Regions from separate parts of the Mus musculus genome. Here region 1 is linked to region 2. A link is a loop called in an ENCODE intact Hi-C map of the cell type or tissue named here. Cell type or tissue: left cerebral cortex. All regions are shown on one strand. Links, peaks and the distances in the headings refer to the core of each region. The heading gives the core; the rest is flanking DNA.

The links. Hi-C counts contacts between places; a loop is a spot of excess contacts. Peaks named below come from ENCODE experiments on the same cell type or tissue, not always from the same donor. Only the 100,000 strongest peaks of a DNase experiment are listed, where the experiment ranks them.
Region 1: a loop joins it to region 2, with 2.4 times the contacts of the local background. A loop is called at or near these places in 2 of 42 quality-filtered maps.

What each region holds. Positions count from the first base shown.
Region 1 is chr19:41,088,727-41,091,637 of GRCm38, reverse strand. It overlaps Tll2 (tolloid-like 2), which reads left to right. Exons shown (of 21, transcript NM_011904.4): 18 at 94-221; 19 at 2,752-2,911. Among named protein-coding and RNA genes, the nearest start is that of Opalin, 13 kb to the right of the region's middle. In left cerebral cortex, for the core only: a CTCF peak has its summit at 1,641 (motif pointing left); a DNase peak (open chromatin) is centred at 1,644.
Region 2 is chr19:41,451,781-41,454,691 of GRCm38, reverse strand. No RefSeq gene overlaps it. Among named protein-coding and RNA genes, the nearest start is that of Gm33951, 8.2 kb to the right of the region's middle. In left cerebral cortex, for the core only: a CTCF peak has its summit at 1,571 (motif pointing right); no DNase peak of the experiment used is centred there.

The DNA of each region.
Region 1 (2,911 bases), core at 96-2,595, 360 kb after region 2:
GCTCCCCATACATTGGCTATTAACCTGAGACTCACCTGTGATGTCACCTCCAGCTGAATGACCCCTCTGTGTACCCCCTCTTCTGACCTCCAGCTGGCTGCGCCTACAAGATCAGCAGTGCAGAGGGGACCCTGATGAGTCCTAACTGGCCAGACAAATACCCCAGCCGGAAGGAATGTACCTGGAACATTTCATCAACCGCAGGCCACAGGGTGAAAATTGTGAGTCCTCTCATTAGTTTGTTAAGAGCACAAGCCTTGGCATTAAGCGGATATGGGTTCAAGTCCCTGCTCCATGATCAGCATGGAGCATGTGCAGGTCTCAGTTTTCCTGCTGGGAAATGGGGAGATGCTGTGAATCTTGAGGTGGGTGCTCTGAGCAGAAGAAGGGAGCATGCTCAAAGCTCTGTACCAGCCCTGCTCACAGCAGCACTGTGGGAGGTGGCGGCTGCCATGCAGGGCTACAGTGCTGTGTGTGTGATTCAGTTGCATCCAGGGCTATTCTCTTACGGAACATTTTACTCTTGAAGAAGAAGAAAAAAACAAGACTTAATTTACACAGAACGTTGAGAGGTCACGAGTCCTCAGGTCCCGGTTCCCACTCTAGACATTTGTGAATCTTTTCAGAAGTTTCCCTCACAAGGGAAAGCACATAGCTTTTTAAATTCTTACTCAAATCAGTCGCGTAGAATAAATACAATTACTCATGCTCCTCTGCAATTTACATTTTTATCAGTTAACAATAGGACCAGCACACTAATTCCTCCTTCAGTTAAAAACAAACAAACAAACAAACAAACAAACAATTGCCTTGCAAATCATGTAAAATCTCACCCACATATCTGATGTGTGGTCTCACACAGCACATGTCATTATTTACAAAAAACAACAAAACAAAACACCTCATACACACACACACACACACACACACACACACATATGCAGGGGCATACTCACATACACAGGAATACTCATAGACACACAGATGCACACGTGCACTCCCAGAAACATATACACACACACATACATAGGAACGCTCACAAACATACACACCAACACACAGACACACACACACACAGAAGCATACCCACAGACATATATACACACAAACATACACAGGAACACTCACACACAGAGACAAACATGCACACTCACATTCACAGGAACAATTGCAGACACACACAGACACACAGACACACATGCCTGCTCACAGACACATGCATACACACACACACACAGATGCACACTCATAGACACATACACAGAAAGACACACACAGAGACACATCAGACACACATCTCAGACTGTTGAGATGAGCAAGATGGACCTTATGAATGACAGACTGAAAACACAGGGAGGAGGGAAGGGAACAGAGGAAAACAGTGATAAGAGATAACGTAGATGATACTGTCAGGGTGTTTCCTGCTGTGTGAGGATAAATTGACGGGCTCCCAAGGCATCATGGTCCAGAATGGACCCCAAGCCATGGGGCATGCCCCTTGGGCTCCTCCTGTGATGCGTGCTGCCAAGGTAGAAACGGCTTTCTTCTGCCCTGGGTCCCTTAGAACAGTGTAGAATCTGGACGAGGGTATTTAGAGTGCTTTTGCAAGGCCAGCTTTGCTCTAGACTGCCATCTGCTGGAAAGATGCTCTGTTGCTTGGCAATGCCCTTTCCTGACAGACATGAACAGTCTTCCTTGGGGGTGGAACCTCAAAACTGCCAGGTGGGAAGCCTCCATCTGAGATGCTTGCATACAAGAATTATTTAAAAAAAAAAAGATACTTCCCTTGAAAATCGTTGGTGAGCATGCAGACGGAACTCTGCCTGCCCTTTGTTCCTATAGAATGATGCCCTGCACACAACCAGCGTCCCCCTTCCCATCCCATCCCCATCCACCCTTCACCTAACACCCCCCTGCTCACCAGGACATCACAGGCAAGCTGTCAGCCAGTCAGGCATCTACCCAGCACCCAACAAGCTGTATATGGCTGGTAACTGTTCAGTTCCCCGGGCCGACAACCGGGGACAGTCTCTGATGGAAGGACGGGAAGAAAGGAGGCAACGGAATCTGGTTATGGTTAGCAGTGTGACCTGGAGAAAGTCAGCTCTGGGTCATGTTCAATTCTTACTCCAGCTGAACAGACTTACGCAAGCCAATTAGCGTCTTTGTGACTCGGTTTCTCCTTCTGCTCACTGGGGATACTAATGGATTTTCATAACCTCATTAGAACTTAAGTGAGAAAACTTTCACCGTTTACTGGGATGGGAAAAAAACTCCCAACGCATGCCAGCCACTTTGATAGCAGAACAGCCCTGCTCAAAGCCCCTGGGATTTCAAGTGTACCGCAGTGGGCACAGGCTAACAGCAACATCTCTGAAGCCACAGGTCCTGGGTTACATACCTTCTCTGCCAGGGAGGACGCTGGCCATGCCAGCTGATGTCTTCTTCAGGGGTTGTGCCCGGGACAGGGTTGCAAGGACTGGATGAGGGGACATTTGTAATGCCTGTAGCACAGCTGCCACCTTGGGTGAGTGCTCAGTACTAGCTGGCTCCTAGCATTAGAGGAAGGGTAGGAAAAAGTAAATCCAGGCAGCTGGCTCTGGGACTGGATGTCGGACCATCACGGCAATGGTGGACGCCCCTAGGAAGCTGGTAGACAGACCCCTCCAGGCTCTGAATGTCCTTCCCCTCCCTCTCCCCTCCCTTCTCAGTGCCAGATCCTTGCCTCACTTCCTGCTCTCCCCTCCCCAGACATTCAGTGAGTTCGAGATTGAGCAGCACCAGGAATGTGCCTATGACCACCTGGAACTGTACGATGGGACAGACAGCTTGGCCCCCATCCTTGGCCGCTTCTGCGGCAGCAAGAAGCCGGATCCCGTGGTGGCGACAGGCAGCAGCCTATTCCTCAGGT
Region 2 (2,911 bases), core at 260-2,759:
TGGCCACCTGTGGACCAGAGCAAGTAGACACATCCTGAGACTGTTGACCACCTGCAGACAAGGAAAGTCCTTGCCACCTCATTCCCTAAAGACCAATCAGTTTTTAAAAGTCACACTGTTCTGCCAATCACATTGTGCCTAATGGCTGCTGCTCTGAAAACTGTATAAAAACTCACCAATCAGGCTGCGCGTGGTCCTTCTCTCTCCTTTGTGTGCAGGGCGACCCCAGCTTGCTGGAACAATAAAATTCCTCAATTCTCAACTCTGAGTTGTCCACTCAGGGGGTTTCCGATAAGTTAAGGCTCTCAGAGTGTTACACCATCATTAAAAGTAGGTTTTGAAAAATTAAAGTTTATAATCCAATCCTCAGCAAGTCTTGGATTTCAAGGGCAGACAGAAAGATGGAAGTGTTAGAGTGATGTTTTTGTACACTCTGTGAAGATGTGTCCCTGTCCTTCTTTGCCTGACTAAGGCACCTTCTAATTGGTTAAAATAAAAAAGCCTATGGCCTATAGCACAAGGCAGAATAGTAAGGTAGGACACCTGGATAGAGGAACCCTGGGGAAGAGTCAGGCAAGGAAAGATTTGCCACTCAGACTGGGAAGAAGTCAGATGTATGAAACTGAGGAGAGTTAACTAACCATCCATGTGGCAGAACTTAGATTAGCATAAATGGGATAATAAGGTATGAGATAGTTGGAAACAGGCCTAGCATAAGGTCTAGGCATAAATAAATGAATAAGTCTTCATGTCCACAGTTACATAAAAGAAGGATTCTGAGAGAGGCTATGGTTCTGTAACTATGCCCGAAAGCCTGTAACTAAGACAAATGTGAGTCTTCCTTCTCCCTGAGGTCGTTGGCCACAGGCCCATGTGGACACAGCGGGCAGAATCGATGAACAGGGATTCGGACAGCTCCTGAGTACCAACAATAATAATGACACTCTGGGATCAGACTTGGAGAGATGGATCAAATTGACTCTGGGTGAATCAAGGGTTGTATAGTTTTGGGGTAAGCAGGTAGGACTATCCAGGGTGGGCAAAGGTCATTGGCTGAAGGCTAAGGTGCTGCGATGCCTCCTTAGCATGGGGAGGCGCTCCAGGAACCTCAGGTGCTTGCTGATCAGGTTGCTATAGGTTGTTATAGACCTTTCTATAGCTGGACCTGTAATCTAGCCAAGGCTATGTGACACTCCATAGGTAGATGGGGCTAGTGGTGGTTGGGGGTGTTAAACTTCCCAGACAAGGCCAGAGAAGGAGAAGCCCTGATGGTAAAAGGAGTCTCCCATTTTTCTTGGCACACAGAAGACTATCAGGATAACGGTAGGCTTCAACCTTAATTACCAGGACAACAGACACAGGCATCTCCTCACAGGTGCCTCAGTACCCCTTGAACACTGTTAGACTCCCTAATAAACGATATTATTAGAAAGATAGAAGAAACTCATGCCTTCAGACAAAACTGAAGATAAACAGTAAGCTGAGCAATCAGGAAACATTCATGAAGTTCTTTCTTTCTTTTTTTTTCTTTCTTTCTTACATGTAAGTACACTGTAGCTGTATTCAGACAGTCCAGAAGAGGGCGCCAGATCTTGTTACGGATGGTTGTGAGCCACCATGTGGTTGCCGGGATTTGAACTCAGGACCTTCGGAAGAGCAGTCAGTACTCTTAACCGCTGAGCCATCTCTCCAGCTCCATGAAGCTCCTTTTTTAAGCACTCATCCTAGAGAATCTTTGCCCATCAAAATGCTAGCACAGAACCTTCAGGTTAAAACTTACGCTCATCGGGGCTGGAGAGATGTCACAAGTGGTTAAGAGCACTGGCTGCTCTTCCATAGGATCTGGGTTGGATTTCCAGCACCCACATGGCTGCTCACAACCATCTGTAATGCCAGTTCCTGGGGATCCGACATCCTCTTCTGGTCTCCAACAGTACTAGGCAGGCATGAGGCACACAGACATACACACAGGCAAAACATCCACGTGGAGAAAATAATAATTTCTTTAAAAATCATATATATATATATATTTAGTTTTTACCCTTGCTGTGATGAAACACCAGGACCAAAAACAAGTTGGGGAGGAAACACGTCAATATAACAGTTTATCATCAATAGCAGTGAGGGCAGAAGCTCACACAGGGCAGGGACCTGGAGACAGGGGCTGATGCACAGGCTATGGAGGGAGGCTGCTTACAGGCTTTCTTGGCATGGTTTACTCAGCTGGCTTACAGAACACAGGAGCTGCAGGCCAGGGGTCGCCCCACCCACAGTGGGCGGAGCCTTCCCCCATCAACAGCTAATCGGCAGAGGAAGGGGTTATCTCTGTGAGTTTGAGGTCAGTCTCCTCTACAGAGTGAGATCCAGGATAGCCAGGGATGCACAGACAAACCCAGTCAAACAAAACCAAAAACAAACAAAGAAAAAAAAATCAAACACTTAAAATATTCAGTCTCTTTAAAATAGATGATTTTTTTTTTAAATCCAAAATCTTTTAAAACTCAAAATCTCTGGGCTTCTGTAAAATCAAAATAAATAATTTATTATCTCAAGAGGGAAGCATCAGGGCATAGTCACAAACAGATCGAACTCCAGAAATATAAATAACCCAACGTCCAATGACTGGGACTCACTCATGATATTTTGTGCTCCTCCAAGTGAGTCACTTCTCTGGCTCCACCCTCTGCAATACTCACACCTTGTCTTCTAGGGTTCAGTTGGCTACACTCCCCCCTGCTGCTACTATTCTTGGTGGTCATTCCATGGTACTTGCATCTCCAACACTTTGGGGTCTTCTGCAACTGGGCTCACATAGACTCTTTTATCGTGCGAAGCCTCAACTTCTCCTACTACCAACTTGTCTTAGTCAGGGTTTCTATTGCACCATGACCAAAAGCAAGTTGGGAGGAAA